Regions from separate parts of the Homo sapiens genome. Here region 2 is linked to region 1. A link is a loop called in an ENCODE intact Hi-C map of the cell type or tissue named here. Cell type or tissue: GM12878. All regions are shown on one strand. Links, peaks and the distances in the headings refer to the core of each region. The heading gives the core; the rest is flanking DNA.

Evidence for each region. A loop is a pair of places that touch in the nucleus more often than their neighbours do. Peaks named below come from ENCODE experiments on the same cell type or tissue, not always from the same donor. Only the 100,000 strongest peaks of a DNase experiment are listed, where the experiment ranks them.
Region 2: it touches region 1 in a loop (5-fold over the local background); 3 of 110 quality-filtered maps call a loop at or near these places.

Annotation. Positions count from the first base shown.
Region 1 is chr10:48,754,968-48,763,300 of GRCh38, forward strand. WDFY4 (WDFY family member 4) reads left to right here. Exons shown (of 62, transcript NM_001394531.1): 13 at 5,380-5,473. Among named protein-coding and RNA genes, the nearest start is that of WDFY4, 74 kb to the left of the region's middle. In GM12878, for the core only: no CTCF peak of the experiment used is centred there; a DNase peak (open chromatin) is centred at 4,344; H3K27ac peaks cover 3,043 bases.
Region 2 is chr10:48,664,128-48,672,460 of GRCh38, forward strand. No RefSeq gene overlaps it. Among named protein-coding and RNA genes, the nearest start is that of WDFY4, 17 kb to the right of the region's middle. RefSeq lists a silencer at 4,073-4,122 and an enhancer at 4,323-4,442. In GM12878, for the core only: no CTCF peak of the experiment used is centred there; DNase peaks (open chromatin) are centred at 4,134, 7,259 and 7,587; H3K4me3 peaks cover 1,764 bases; H3K27ac peaks cover 4,684 bases.

The DNA of each region.
Region 1 (8,333 bases), core at 9-8,008:
TTTGGCCTACAGTTCTATGGGTTTTAATTCATGTGTAGAGTCACACGACTACCACCACAATCAAGAAACAGAACAGTCTCATCACCTCAAATAGCTCCCAGATATTGCCCCACATAGTAAAACCTTTTCTCCACCCTATCCTCGCAACCGTGGATCTTTCCTTATAGTTTTGTCTTTCCAGAATACCATATACATGGAAGCATACATGTGTAATCTTTTGAGCCTGGCTTCTTTCGCTCAGCATAAGGCCTTTCAGATTCACTCATTTTGTGTGTATCAGTAGTTCATACATTTCTGTTGCTGAGTAGTTTTCCATTGTAGGGATGCAAATGTTTCCTCCCAGCCTATAGCTTATCTATTCATCTTTAAATAGGGTCTTCCACAGATTGAAGGTTTTAAATTTTGATGAAGTCCAAATCATCATTTGTTTTTACTTTTATGTATTGCACTTTTATGTCATATCTAAGATCTCTTTGCCTGACGGCCATGAAGATTTTCTCCTATGTTTTCTTCTAAAAGTTTTACAGGTCTGTAATCTGTTTTGAGCTACTTTTTGTACCATGTGTGAAGTTTAGATTGAGATTCATTTTTTGTTTGTTTGTTTTTGCTTATGAATGTCCAATTCTTCCAATGCCATTAGTTGAAAATATTATCTTTTTTTCCATTGAATTGTCTTTATAACTTTGTAAAAACTGCTTAGCCATATTTATATATGTCTTTGGACACTATTTGATTTCATTGACTTATGTGTCTAGCTTTTCACCAATATTGTCTTGATTACTGTGGCTTTGTAAGATATCAAATGCAAGCTCTCCAAAGATATTCTTCCTTCTCAAATTTGCTTTGGTGATTTCAGTTCCTTTACCTTTGGCTGTCCTGATGGAACCTCGTTATTTTATATATAGGTAGGTATTGTTTGCTGATTGTTGAGGATTTTTGCACCTATGTTCATTAGGGATACTGACATGCAGTTTTTTTATACTGTGTTTTTCTGTTTTCAATATCAGGGTAATTCTGACTTTGTAAAATGAATTGGGAAGTGTTCCTTTCTGATACCATATAAATGTTAATGATCAGCTTGCCTATATCTACAAAAATTCCTGCTGGGATTTTTATTGGAATTGCATTAGATCTATAGATCAATTTGGAGAGAATTGACAATTTAACTATAGTAAATCTTCCAACCCATAAACATAGTGTGCTTTTCTGTTTATTTAGGTCTTTGATTCTTTCATCAAAGTCTGTCATATTCAGTGTAGGGCCTGCACATGTTTTCTTAGATTTATACCAGAGTCTTTTGTTGAACACACTTCCAAAGGGTATTTAAAATTTTTTGGTTTCTAATTTTTCAATTCTAGTATTTAGGAATATGGTTAACTTTTGTATGTCGACTATTATTCTGAGACTGCTAAATTTAATTATTAGTTCTAGAAGTTTTTTTTTTTATGGATTCCTTGGGATTTTCTATGAAGACAATCTCATCGTCTGTGACTAGTGCCAGTTTTTGGTCTTCCTTTCCAATCCATATGTTCCAGTATTACATCCAATAGCAATGGAGAGATCCTTGCTTGTTCTTAATCTTAGGGAGAAAGTCTTCAGTCTTTGCCATTGAATATAACATCAGCTATGGGAATTTGTAGATGCCCATTGTTAGGTTATAAACAATTCCTTTGAATTTACTGAGAATTTCTTTTTATCATGAGCAGATTTTTAATCTTTCAAATGCTTTTTATGCATTAAATGATATTATCATGTGATTTTATTAATATGGATCATGTTGACTGATTTTTGAATATTAAACTTGCCTTGCATTTACGGGTAGTCCAATTGGCCATAGTACCCTCGTTATTTTATATGTAGCTAGGTATTATTTGCTGATTGTTGAGGATTTTTGCACCTATGTTCATTAGGTATACTGAAATGTAGTTTTTTTATACTGTGTTTTTCTGTTTTCAATATCAGGGTAATTCTGGCTTTATAAAATGAATTGGGAAGTGTTCCCTTCTCTTGTGTTTTTGAAAGAAGCTGTGTAGAACTGGTGTTATTTCTCTTTTAAATGTATGGTAGAATTTGCTGGTGAAAACACTGAGCCTCAAGGTTTCTTTGTGGGCAGGTTTTTAGCTACATATTCGGTTTTTGTAATAGCTATAAATGATTTAGGCAACTTATTTCTTCTTGTTGAGTTTGGTAGTTTGTGGCTTCGAAGAAAACCGTTTGAAGGTAGTTTATGACTTTGAAGGAACAATTACTGAGAGGAGTGTTGAACTCTCTAACTATAATTGTGGATTTGGCCATTTGTCCTTTCAGATCTATGAGTTTTTCTTTCTGAATTGTGATGCTCTGTTGTAAAGTGCAAACACGTTTTGAATTGTTATGTCTCTTTTAATCATCATATCATATAATCTGTTTATTATGAGTCATTTTCCTTGCTCTAAAGTCTGTTTTCCCTGATATGAGTAGAATTACACCAGCTTTCTTTTGATTACTGTTAGGATGGTATAAATTTTTCTATCCTGTTACTTTTAACCTATCTATATCACAATATTTAATGATGGCATATAGCTTTGTTTTTATTTCTTTCCATTCTGACAATAGTGTCTATCAGTTTTTAATGTGTTTGAATTATTGATGTGTTTGAATTTAGGTTCAGGATTTTATTGTTTGTTTTCTCTTTTTTTTTACTCTTTTTTTGTTCCTCTACTTCTGTTTGCCTGCCTTTTTGTGGACAATTTGAATATATTTTAGTATTCAATTTGAGTTTATCTACTGAATTTTTTGACTCTCCTTTTTTGTCTCTCCTTTTTTTTTAGTGCTTTCAATAGGGACTGCAGTATACTTAATTAACTTTTAACAGTCTACTTAGAATTGACATTTTACTATTTCAAATGGATTATAGAAAGCTTACCTCTACGCCGTTCCCTCTATCCTTCCCTATTTTTGTTGTGGTTGTCTTATGTATTACATCTAATACAATGTCACTTTCAACCATCATACCTAAATTTAAGAACTTAAGAAGAGAACAATAATAGTGTATTATATTTACCCAAATATTTACCATTTCTGTTGCTCTTTCTTCATCCCTGAAGTTTCCTTTCATTATTTTGTTATTATTTTCCTACCATCTGAAGAAATTTTAAAAGTATTATTCTTAGAACAAGTCTGATGGCAAGAATCTGTCTTCCTTCATCTGGGAACACATTTATTTTGCCTTCATTCTGGAAGCATGTGGATATGGAATTCTGTGTGTATTTTTGTAGCACTTTAAAAATGTTGTTTCCATGACTTCTGCTTTCTTATGAGAAAATCCAAGGTTATTCAAATTGTCGTTCCCTTAAATGTAATGTGTTGTTTTTCTCTGGCTGCTTTCAAGATTTTTAAAATTTTCTTTAGTGTTCAGCAGTTTGATTGTGCTGTGTCTGGGCATAATTTTTTTTGTTTATTTTATTTGGGTTTTGCTAAGCTTCTTGAATCTTTAAGGTTATGTATTTCACCAGCTTTGAAGAAAGAAGTACTAAAAACTTCTCAAACGTTTTTTCTTTCATACCATACTCTTTCTCGTCTCCTTGGAGGATTCTAATGACAGAAATGTTAGATCCTTTGTTACACATGACCTTGAGTCTGTCTTTATTTTTAGTAATCTTTTTCCTTTTTGTTGTTCAGATTAGGCAACTTGTATTGCTCCATCTTCGTGTTCATGGACTCTCCTCTCATCTCATTCTCCTATTGTTCTCATTTAGTGAGTTTAAACAAATTTCAGTTGTTGTGTTTACTTGATTCTTTTTTATTGCTTCTATTTATTTACTGAAACTTTCTGTTTTTCATTTATTTGAAAAATGTTCACTCTTACTTCTTGGAATTGGGTTAATAACTGCTTTAAGGGTTTCGTCTGATAGTTCCAACATCTGTGACATCTCAGCATTGGCATTTGTTGGTTGTCTTTTTCCACATGAGATGTTGAGACTTCCCTGGTTCATTCTATGTTGAGCAATTTCAGGTTGTATTCTGGACATTTTGAATCTTATCTTATGAACTCTGGTCTTTGTTGTCATCTTATAGAGAATGTTAATGAATATATATATATATATCTTAAGGTAGGGAACTAGCCCACTTAGGTTCAGGTTGCAAGTTTCTGCCCATCTTCCCTGGACTCTCTGGTTCCAGTATCAGTTCAGTTTTCAAAGACTGCAGGGAGATTTGATGTGCGCTCACTTGCTTCATGCAGTAACTGGTTGTGTGTGGTGGTTTACCTCCTAGTTAGGGTCAGATGCACATACACAGTCAGAACTCAGCCCAGAGGTTAATATACAACTTTGTGGTTACATTTTCCTCAGCTTCCTCTTCTTCATCCTTTCCTTAACACTTGCTGGCTCCCAAGGGGTCCCTTCCTGCTCTGTCTAGAATTGGCGCTTTTGTTTCTCTGTTCTTCCCTGTGTCACTGGTATCTGTCTCTGGGGCCATGCAGTGAGGGGAGAAAAGGAGAAAAGAGCAATGGGAATTTTACCTACACTCTTGGGACTACAGGTCCTCTGGTCAGAGAGAAAGTTTCTCTTCACTGAGAGTTTTAGAGTCTGCCTGGCTGCTGCTGCTGTTGCTGATGCTGAGGGAATTGCCTGAAAGATGGGTTGGGAAAGAATGGGGAAACCAAACAAAGAAAATCCCAGGGGATTTCCTCCATGCTCTGTGACCTGTAAAACCTCCTTTCCTGCTCCTCAGACCAGAAACAGAGGACTTCTCTTGGAGCTCTTTCCATCATGTCTACACCTTGTGCACAGTTGCGAGTTTTAGGCTACCTGTGAGTTCACACCAGGGGATGCTGCAGAGGGGAAGCCCAGAAAGCTCACTGCCAGTTCATAGTGCTTGAGTTTGGTTTCCTTCTCGGCTACCATTTACTTTCCAGAGTCCTCCAAGAGCTGCTCCATGAGTTCTAAGTGTTTTAGTTGCATTCGGTATTCAGGGGGTGGGACAGAGCTGAGTGTGCTTACACCATTTTGAAGGGACCCAGAAGCCTGTGTGTGTGTGTGTGTGAGTGAGTGTGTGTGTGTGTTCAATATGAAACCAGAGCTTCTCAATCTCCAACGTATCTGGAGGGAAGGGAAGAAAACCAGGGAACTAACTTCACTGAGCATCAACTATGGGTCAGGCACTGTGCCTTGGAGCACAAAAGCATTCTTCTATGACTGTAGGGGGAAAGTGTGGTACTGTCAATGCCTTTTAGAGTTGGAGGAAATTAGGCTCGATGGAGTAGTTCAATGTCATCTAGGTAATAAGACAGGATGTGTACCATGATCTGTCTTAGAAAGAAAGATCCAGGAAGCTCAGTGAAAATAGAAAGAAACTGGAAGGTCCGTGTCTCATGTCTGGCTCTCCCTCTCTCTGCAGGATGGATGAGGGAGATGCTGCAATCATGCATCCCGGGGTCGTGTGCATCATGGTGAGGCTGCTGCCTCGGTTGTACCATGAAGATCACCCACAGGTACCTGGTGTTGAATATGTGTGTTTTGTCATCTTCACATGACTGATCTCTCAAATGCCTTCTGACCCAAGACAGCTTTTTTCCTTTTGTCCGTGTCTTCAGTGCCCTGCGTTAGCAGAGCTCCCCATGGGAAACACCTATAGTGGGAAAGTACCAGGGTGTCCTGGACACTTGACTGAGTTGTGCCCACCCTTGCAAGGCCATCCAAAACAGATCACTTCTGTTAACAAAGCTACCTTCTAAGAACAACAGCCAAACAAAAAAACAACTGAAAATAATTGAACCATAGTAAGGCAAGTCCCAGGTGTTAAGCTCAGCACCTGGCGTTGGTGGGAAGTCCTTTGCTCCCTGGCATGTTCATCTCTCTCCTGGATGCTGGCTGAGATCCTGGCCCTGTGCTCTGTGCAGCTCATGCACAGCTAGCAAGATGAGCATAGACACTGTCCACAGAGCCCGCCTCTATGATGGGGATGAGGAGGTAGTGACAGTGCAGACAGACTAAATAAATGAGCTCACAAGTGAATATGAAATTATGAATTGTGACGAGTGATATTACAGGGAAAAATCAGGGTGCTGAGGTAGAAGAATGAGAATGGAGGCAGGAACAGATCTCATTAAATCTAATTTAGATAAAGGGTTGGAGGTCAGGGAAGCCGTCTCTAGATGGTGACATGTAAGCAGAGACCTGAAGGGTGAGTAGCTAGTGTGAACTGGGTGGGAAGGGGCCTGCTGTTGGTGGCTAGGGGAGGAGCAAATTGGAAGGGCCAGGAGCAAGGGCTCCCTGGTCAGGCGATGATGGGGATAATGGGGCATGCAGGCTTCTGGGAGCCTTGCCAATGTAAATGATAACAAGAAGCCTCTCTCACGTGAGTGGAGGGTGACATGATCAGATTTTGCGTGAAAAACATTACATTGGCTGCTTGGTGGAGAATGGACAGGGAATGAGGGTTGAGAGGAAGAGGCAAGGGGCAAGAGTTAGGAGTCTCTGCCTGCGGTCCATGTGATGTGTGGTGATAGCTGGATTAGGGTGGTGTCTGTGAGAAGGTGTGAAGAAAGGAATTAAGAGACCTGTCCAGAGGCAGAATCACAGGCTTTCAGGAAGAGGAGGCTACAGGTAATGGAGAGACAAAGAGCCAAGGCGACTCTCAAGTGTCTGTCCCGGCAGAACTAACAGCCTCATTGTGGGAAGGAAAACTGGTATGGGTGAGGGCATGGAGTAACAGAACAAGACGAAGTTGGAGTCAGCAGTCTCAAGATAAAGAACAAATACCTTAGAAGTTCCAAGAAAGAGCTGGGCAGAGTTGAGGAAGGCCTGGGAAATGCACCAGTTTAGGTTTATCAGCAGCCAAGGAAAGAGGATTCATTGGCTTGAGCAGCTACTCTGTCCCAGGCTGATGCTTGGCCCTTTCTTGGCTTATTTATTCCTCTTGCAGTTTTGTCGAGGGCATCAATGCCAGTATTTTAACCAATGGAGAAATGTGAGTTCAGACAATGCACATGACTCTCAAGGATGCCCAGTTGTGAACCTGGTATTGAATGTGGCCTTACCTTGGGGCAGGACTCCTGGTCTTCCCTATACATAGAAGTGGCTTCCAGAGGATGAATAGAGGGACCTGGCACTCCCAGGAAGCAATGAGGAGTCCAGCTTTGCTTTGTCCAGGAGTTCAGACGGAGGCAACATGTTTGGGGAAGAAATTGCTACTAGTTGGCATTATTAGTCACAGCCTAAAAATGACAGTGGCCTCATAAAAATATTGCAAGTCCTCTGAGATCAGTGAGAAAAGTGGAGTGGCGGAGCAGAAGCTCTGGGACAGCAACTGTTTCCAGGAAAGGAAATCTGTAGTGTTTGGCGCAGGAGTTAAGAAAAGGCCTGACCCAGTTTCATGTCTCCATGTCCCTTCTTTGGGGAATGGACTTCTTGTTCCTGCTCCTGTTCCCCTGCTGGAGAGTGATGGGAAAGTGCTGTGAAGCCAATGGCAGAGATACACATAACAGTGAGATTTGGGAAAGGGGTAGGCTGGTATAAACTGGGATAGGAAGTTAAAAACATCCGTGTCATTTCTCATGGTTCTGTGGGTCAGGGATTCAGAAGGGCACAACAGGCATGGCCTGTCTGCTCCACATGGTGCTGGTGGGGTTGAACCTCCCAGGATGACCTCTTTAGCTGTGGCACCTCAGCAAGGCTGGCTCCCTGGCAAAGGGTTCCTAAGCTGGCTTAGCTGAGTGGCATACCTGGGGCCTTGGTTGAAGCTGTCAGTGGGATCCTGGGGTCTCCTCTACATAGCCCTCTCCATCTGGCCTCTGCCTGTGTCCCTCCAGGCAGGCTCTTTAGCAGGGCACACAGTGGCTCCGGGCCCCCACAGGCACAAAAGCAGAAGCTGCCAGGCCTGCCAAGGACTTAGGCCCAGGAAAAGCCAGCTTTGGTCAAAGTTAGTCAGGGGCTCGGCTTAGACTTAGTGGGAGGGGACAAAAGCCTCCTCTTCTGTGAGGGGTGACAGGTGTGTGTAGGTGAGAGATGCCTATGGGGAAATATCTTCAAAGATCAGCAGCTGTCATTACCTTACTCATCTAACAAATGGGTAAAAACATTTGACCCCTAAATCCCATCTTGTAGCCCGTGAATTACTTGGAGTCTGGGATCTTACATTCTCTGGCTTGGTATTTAAGCCAGGACCTACCTGGGACAACATGGAGACTATTACACATTAGACATCACCTCTGTGCCAGGAATGCTATTTCTCCAATCTTCACAGCAACCTTTTGAAGTCCATGAGATGCTTCCCATTCTGCAGGTATTTGGGGCTCAGGAAAGTTGTTTGGCTTTCTAAGATTGTGGTGATGGTGAGGGGAAGATCTGAAA
Region 2 (8,333 bases), core at 6-8,005, 91 kb before region 1:
TCACCAGGTTTACACCTTACCCTCCAGCAGGCTGAGCTGTCAGAGCATATGGAGGCTGCCTTGCTCACCTTGGTCTTTCCACTCAGGAATAGCACACAGATGCTGGGGCTCAGAAGCTTTTGGGGAAATGAGCTGCACAGGATTCTCTGTGGGTCCACTGGGAGCCCAGCTCTGTGGTCTCTCCCTGTGAAGTAGAGCACAACCTCGCTGCAGGGAGACTTCTGGGTTTGCTGCTCCTGGGCCAGGGATCTGCTACTGCAGTTATGCCTTGGACTCCGTGCCACTCTGAAATGCAAGGGCAAAGACTTCAACCAATGCTGCTTCCAGACCAGCTTATCCTAGTGTTACTTTTGGAAAATGCTTTCTTCTTGTTTTTTAAAAAATTTATCAAGCATTAGTTTCTTTAGAGATGGCCCTCCAAATCCCTTCCCTGTCAGTGTGCTCATGCCCTTCCTCCTGCCAAGAGGTGGAAATGATGCTACAGTAGTTCTGCATGTAGACCCTAAGAAGCCTGGAAGCTTCACTGTCTTTCTCTCTGGAAGCCAAGCTGTCATATTTTATAAGATTTGCACTGTCTAACGAATGATGAGAGGGCATGGAGGGAAAGAGAGTCTGCAAAGGAAGAGCACTGAGGCACCAGTCTTGTGAATAAAGCTTCCCTTGGATATTCGAGCTCCCAGCCCCCTAGTGAATGCAGCCAGGTGGCTCTCAGTCCATGCTGTGTGGAGCAGAAGAACCCCCCAGCCAAGCCCTGCCTGCTTCCTGTCCCACAGAATTGTGAGAAATAATAAGTAGTTGTTATTTCAAACCACCATATTTTGTTATGTAGCAGCAGATATCTGAAACACTCCTCAATAAAGCTTGGGAAAACTTGACTGTTAAATGTTTGATTGAGCACCTACTATTTCTTAGGTCTGTACTAGGGGCTATGGCTATGGAGATAAACAAGAAAAATTCCCTGACTCAAGAGCTCACTAATCAAAATGGCAAGGAGGAAATTATAACAGAGCAATTTGCAGAATGGATGAGCAATAGGAAAAGTGTAGGGGACTGTAGAGGACTAGGAGGGAGGGAGAATCCTATCCCACAAAGGCAGGATCAAGGACTGAAATCTCCCCCAGTGCCACCACCCAGCAACAACTACTGGGGGCAGTTTTTTTTTTTTTTTCAGTTGCAAGATTTAATAGAGTGAAATAGAGTGAAAACAGAGCTCCCATACAAAGGGAAGGGACCCAAAGGCGGTTGCCGTTGCTGGCTCGAATGCCTGGGTTTATATTGCAATCCTTGTCCCTCCCACTGTGCTCTCAGGCAATAGATGATTGGCTATTTCTTTACCTCCTGTTTTTGCCTAATTAGCATTTTAGTGAGCTCTCTGATTGGTTGGGTGTGAGCTAAGTTGCAAGCCCCGTGTTTAAAGGTGGATGCGGTCACCTTCCCAGCTAGGTTTAGGGATTCTTAATCGGCCTAGGAAATCCAGCTAGTCCTGTCTCTCAGTCCCCTCTCTCAACAGGAAAACCCAAGTGCTGTTGGTGAGGTTGGCTGATGACCACTCTAACTGCTTCCTGCTGAACTGGGGCATAGTAGGGGTTGTGCAGTTGAGATTTCCTCAGGAGGAGTGACTTCGATGTCATTAACACCAGAGCATGGGCTAGCAGGCCAGTCTAGGGGTCCGCGGGAGATCTTAGACATGGACTGCATCTGGGGTTCCATTTGAAGAACGATTTGTAGTTTTACAGTTTTAATTCTGGAAGACACAAACTTAACAAGGCGGTTAAAGATACAGGGATTGAAATGTATGGCCTGCAGTGCAGGGGATTACTTCTTTGGCACACTTCACAGGCCCTGACTATCTGCTTGATAGTTTTGAAAAGGCCTGGTTCAGTAAATAATAATTTGGCCATCTGATGGGTGCTATCGATGCCTAAGTGGAAGGTTTGGTGAAGGCTTTTAAGTAATTTTATTGGTTAGCTCCAGGCAAAAGTATTTTTCCTTCTTCAGTGGCTAGCCATCTGGAGGGGAGGAAAGTATGTCCTTGTGAGGTTCCTTATTCTATTTTTCCTGCTGAATACTGGGGCTTGGTTTCCCGGAGGGGATTACCCTGTACTAGGGGCCCTTCCATAAGCATTTCTAATGGAGGGTCCTGCCTTGCGGCTCTTTTGACTTTAAGATCCGCTTGGCGGTTCCTTTCTATTTCCCTTTCCTTTCCTTTCTGGTGACCCCAACAGTGTAAGACTGCCACCTCTTTAGGTTTCTGTATAGCCAATAGTAATCTCCTAATGGCTTCCTGATGTTCTATAGGTGTTCCCTCGGAAATTAGGAATTCCCTTTCTCTCCATATTGCTGCATGGGCATGGAGGACTAGGTAAGCAGACTTAGAGTCTGTATATATATTTACCCTTTTCCCTTCTCCTAATTCTAGTGCCCGAGTGAGGGTTATTAGTTCTGCCAGCTGAGCACTAGTTCCTGGAGTGAGGGGATTACTTTCAAGTATTCCTTTATTACTGACCACTGCAACCCCTGCTTTTCAAAGTCCTTTTTCTACAAAGGGACTTCCACCAGTATACAAGTTGAGGTTGGGATCAGTCAAGGGAACCTCTAAAAGGTCCCCTCAAGTGGCATAGGTTTGAGCGATTACTTGTTGACAGTTATGTTCTATCTTTTCTTCATTGTCTGGGACATATGTGGCTGGATTAAGAGTTGCACAAGTGCGCAGTTGCAGCACTGGCCCTTCAAGTAATAGAGCCTGATATTTAAGTAAATGGTTAGCTGACAGCCACAAGTCTCCTTTAGCAGTGAGTATGCTGTTCATTTCATGAGATTTCCACACAGTAAGATCTCTTCCCTGTATTATTTTAACTGCTTCAGATACTAAGACTGGGCAGTTTGTAGCATTTCTCTCCAGCGTTTTGTCAGTGGATTGATTTGCCATGGATGCAGTGACAAAGCTGGTTATAAATAATGTTGAAGACTCACTATGTGCTGGGTGCTGGGAGCCATTCCACTGCTTCCCTTGAAACCACTCAGAAAGAAGGCTACTGCTGTAGTACCCATTGGATAGATGAGGAAGCCGAGGCTTACAGAACTGAAGGTCAGGCAGCCAGTAAGGCACAGAGGCAGGACTCCCACCCAGGCACTTCAACCCCAGAGCCGGTGCCTGCAGCCAGACTGCTCACCTGCTTTCTAACTTAACATTATAAATTAAGCATATCCTTACGGTATTAAAAATGATGTCTGAAACAGCATATTACTCACTGTATACCATGTTACTTTAAAGTCTAAGATTGAACACTTCAGATTATTTCCAATATGCAGAGAGCACTTTTCCACATGAGGAGTTACTTTTGTGTTTATTTATGGGCCCATATTCTTCTATCATTTAAAAAATGGTTTGAAGGCCGGGTGTGGTGGCTCACTCATGTAATCCCAGCACTTTGGGAGACCGAGGCGGGCAGATGGCCAGGTCAGGAGATCAAGACCGTCCTGGCTAACACCGTGAAACCCCGTCTCTACTAAAAATACAAAAAATTAACCAGGCGGGGAGGTGGGTACCTGTAGTCCCAGCTACTTGGGAGGCTGAGGCAGGAGAATGGCATGAACCCTGGAGGCAGAGCTTGCAGTAAGCCGAGATCGCGCCCTGCACTCCAGCCTGGGCGACAGAGCAAGACTCCGCCTCAAAAAAAAAAAAAAAAAAAGGTTTGAAGCAAATGTATAAGAAGCCTTCTCAATGTTGGATCATTTTCTTAGGATAAATTCACAGAAGGGTAAATAACAAATATTTTAATTTTGGGGTTTTTCACAAGAAATTTCTGGAAGCAAAAGGCAATTGATCTTGGTGGGTGACAAAGTTACGCCCATCAATATTTACAGCAATTATCCCCACATTTCACAGTTTCTCCGGAAGCACAGAGAGGCACTTCTGCAGAGGACCCAGCCAGTTATAATGAAACTGCCCGTGAATTTCTTCTCAAAACTTGAAGTGAATCTGCGGCTAAGGTTTGAGAATTCAAATGTGCCCCCTGGGCTGGTCCTTCAGCAGACGAGGGCAAAAAGCAGAAGTGGCTTCACCTCCCTGCCCTTCCCCATACCTCAGAATTGGGCTAGCTTTTGGTAGGCCCTGCTGCGGGTGGGTGGCATGGGTCATTTGAGCCACACGTCTTCTTGGTATTTGGTGGTGGGGATGGGGACTCCTCCTTAAGAAGCAAATATTGCCACTGTTTTGCCTTCCCTGGGCCTGATGTCATCCCAAATGTCGCAACTGCTCATGAGGGCAGGCAGGGAGGGTCCTACAACCCCTATTTATAGATGCAGAGGCTCTGGAAATAACCTGCCCTACCAGCTGCTTCTCACCCTGCTTCTCTGGTGATGAGTCCTTCTTATGTTACCAATGAGTCTGAAAACCCCTGGGACCCTATTGGCCCCAGAGCCAGGGAGGAAGAAGCATTCCTCTTCATTTCCTCCTACTCTCTTATGTGAGGTAGTGGTAAGATCAGACAAACCTCTGATATAGTGGTGTGCTGGTAAATGCTTAACCCACCCCTAAAAAAAAGAATATAAATATATATATATATATACATATTTATGATTGTTATAAATTTTACTGCTATAAAGGATGTGTAATGAACACTTTACAAATAATAATAATAAAACAGGCAATACTCTATGTTGTAAATTCCTTATAGTTGATTGATTCTAACAGAATGCTTTCACTGATTTTTGCCAAACATTGGTATCCCTAGCCAATCTATGGTCTCAATTTAACCATTATTTGACAAATGGAGTTGCATTCCAATCCACAGCACTTTATCTAATACATTTATAGTCATGAAATCTGATGTGTAATCTGCTGCTAAGTGATGTCTCCTTCCCATACAAACTATATTGATTATCCTGCAGCCACTTTCAGATTCAGCACTAGCTTATATTGGAACTTCACTCATTTGTCAACGGGTGTGAGTGACTTTGTTTACTTGGATAATAGTTTTCAAATATGGGAAAAATATTATCTCAATCTTTGCACTATTCACAATGCAAGGGCTATAGACATAGCACAATTTAAGTTTAATCTACATTATTAACCTCCCTTTTCTGAAGTCTAACGAACAAAACAATAAACCAAGCCCTTGTTTGTAGGGTTTTCCAATTTCCATGGTGTAAATTCTCCCTCTGTGGACAATTGGAAGCTACCAACATGACATCCCTACATGCAGAGTTGGGAAGGAACATGCAGTAGCCACCAGGATAGAGGGTTTCCACCACTCAGAACTACAGGCGTGCCTCGCCTATTTAGGTAACAGCAAAATGTAATAGAGTGGTGCATTTTGAGTATTAATTACCTTTGTATAATAACATAAGTTATTAAATTATATGTTTATATAATTTAATTTTAGTTTTAATGGCACAGAAGTATCTTTCTTCTTTCTGGATCAACCACATAGAATTTCAATTCTACTGTGAATATTATCTTTGAAATCACAATATTGTCAATGCTATATATTTGCTTTCTAGTTTTTAGAGTTGACCTATAAACAAAGCAAGTAAGACACTTTTAGTTAGCTAATACAAATATTTTAAACCATGATGATATAAAAATAATAATATAGAAAACAAAAGATGGGGAGGAGCAAGGGAGGAAGAATAACTACATCAGTACAGATTGAATGTCCTTTATCCAAAACGCTTGGGTTTGTAACACAAAGGATAAATGCTTGAGGGGATGGGTACCCCATTCTCCATGATGTGATTATTTCACATTGCATTCCTGTATCAAAACATCTCGTGTACCCCATAAGTATATATACCTACTATGTACACCCAAAAATTAAAAACAAAGAAAATTAAACAAAACAAAATGCTTGGAACGAGAAATGTTTTGGATTTTTGATTGTTTTAGATTTGGGGATATTTGCACCATGCTTACTGGTTGAGCATCCCTAATCTGAGAATCTGAAATCTGACACAGCCCAATGAGCTTTTCATGTGAATATTATCTCAGGGCTCAAAAAGTTTCAGATTTTGGAGCATTTCAGATTTTCATTTTGGATTAGGGATACTCAACCTCTATTCTTGTCTTTCATAGTTGTGAATGCCATCTTAATTTGATACATAAAAAAGTGAATATACTATTTAAGGTCATGAAGGAAATTATTGAAAGGTATGTAAAATATAATGAACAGAGTTGAAAAGGCAACATTTAGAAGGATAAAATAAAAATATAATTACAAATCAGGAGTAGAAGAGAGTAAGAAGGAGATAGTGTAAGCACTCTAATTTTCTTATTTTTTATGTCTGAAGGCCCAAAGATATTGTCAAAAATTCATAAATCCTAAAGAAGTTTATTAGTTGAAGTTATAATGAAGATCAGAATATCTAAAAACAACTACTCTTGGTGATTATTTGGGCAAATGGAAAATGGTCAGGGGCAAAAGGGAAACTTCTTTTTATGTTCTTATAAACTGACTTTTGTTTTCCAGGTGCAAGTATTATTTTATAAGTAAAAAGAAACCAATATCTACTATTAAAAATGCAACTTCTGCTTCCTCCAGCCTGGACCTTATTTACTTTGCAGTAATCCCTTTTACAGTATATTTTGATTTCCACTATATGTAGAAACATCCCAGAAGGCCTGAAGTCACACTTAATTCCTGTGTCCAGTTCTCATGGCCCTTCACCTTCCCCTCCACCAGCGGGGGGTGGGGGTGGGGTGGGGGGGTTGGGGGGGGAGCAGAATTCTCCTGTTACACTGGAGAGCTGCCACATTTTGTGCCTGTCTACATCACAGTAATTCACAAAGTGCTAAACATTGCACTTTGCCATATGGTACATTCTTATTTTTCAATTCTCATTACCTCACATGTATAAACAAACAAACAAACAAAAAAGGCTTCAGGAAGTTCAGTGCCCTGCTCAGAGTCCTGCAGTTTAGTGGCTTACACTGGCAGGTTCCTTCTCTCCTGCAGCAGAGAATCAAGACAGAGAATCCAATATCCCCAGTGTATCCTCCCCCAGAAAATGTGGTGTTCCCCCGACAAAAAGAAGTCAATGTCTAATGTTCCCATCTTGTCTCATAATCCCTTTCAAAAAGGAGGAATTGCTGTCTGAGAGGGTATTTTGTTCCCCAGTGACTGAGGGCAGGGCAGGGGCAGGGAAGGCTTCCCCTCTCTTCTGGCCCTAGAGGCCCTGTAAATGCACTGTGCAGTCACTGACGTGCCCTCAGGCAGGGCCCTGGCGGGAAGGGGGCTGTTCCAGGTCTACCAGCTTCACACCCTTATTCTATTGAATTCTCATGAAAACAAAATCTGTGAAACAGCTGTGATCTTCATTTTCTGATGAGGGAACAGAGCCTCCGTGCCCCCGAGATCACTGGTATGACTCCAAAGATTTTCCCTCTTGCCCCCGCTCCAGCAACGGGTGGCGGGACCAGGACCTGTCCCTTCCGCCTGGGAACGGTGCCCTGGGGCAGGGTCCCCAAGGCTCCTCTCCACCGTGGAGGCTGAGGCCAAGCCCACGGCACAGGGCACAGGCTCTGGCGGGGCGTGTTCGAGGTTGGGCGTCAGCGGAGGCCGCAGGGGCTCGGGCGAGGCAGCCACTGGAGCGCGGAGCCGGCCCCACCTGCAGGGCCCGGGCTTCCCCTCTGACAAAAGCTGCTGTCGGGAGGGGCTGTAAAGCAGCAGAGAAGACCAGGCGAGGGATCTGCACCAGAGGAAGGGAGGCAGGCCTTTCCTGTATTTATCTCTGCAGGAGCCGGGAGGGAAGCTCCTCCACGGAAAAGTGTCAAACCTTGCCCAAGCTCGCAGGTCCACGAGCGAAGCCCCCACCCCCTCTTCCCGCGCTGCTCCCAGGGGGCTGCCAACCTCGACCTCACGCAGCACTCTGTCCCCACCAGCCCCAGCCTCCCAGGCCCAGAGAGCGTGGCCCATAGTCCCCTTGGCGTCTTCTCACTCAGCGTGCCCCCTCCTGTGTGTCCCTGGGCAGTCTCTCAATGACCCGCTGTAAGGGGCCCTCTTAGGGGCAGGAGCGTCTGGCTCCTGTCCCTGGCTGAGACCCGTCTAGGCTGCCCCGCGCAGGGCCTCTCCCAGGTGCCTCCCTGGTTGTGGCGGGAACAGCCAGGTTTGTTCACTGGGAGCTGGAGTCCTGGCCTTGGGCGATTGCTCTGACTAGGGGGCTGACCCCCACTGACCCAGTCACCTGATCACCATCACCGGCCAGATCCCACCCCACGGCACTTGGGTGGTGCAGGTGTTCACTGGGCCAAACTGAGGTGCATGAGCAGAAAGCATCTCTCTCCGCAGGGCTGGGGTGGATGCCAACACTGGCCCCTGGGGTTGTTGGTGAGA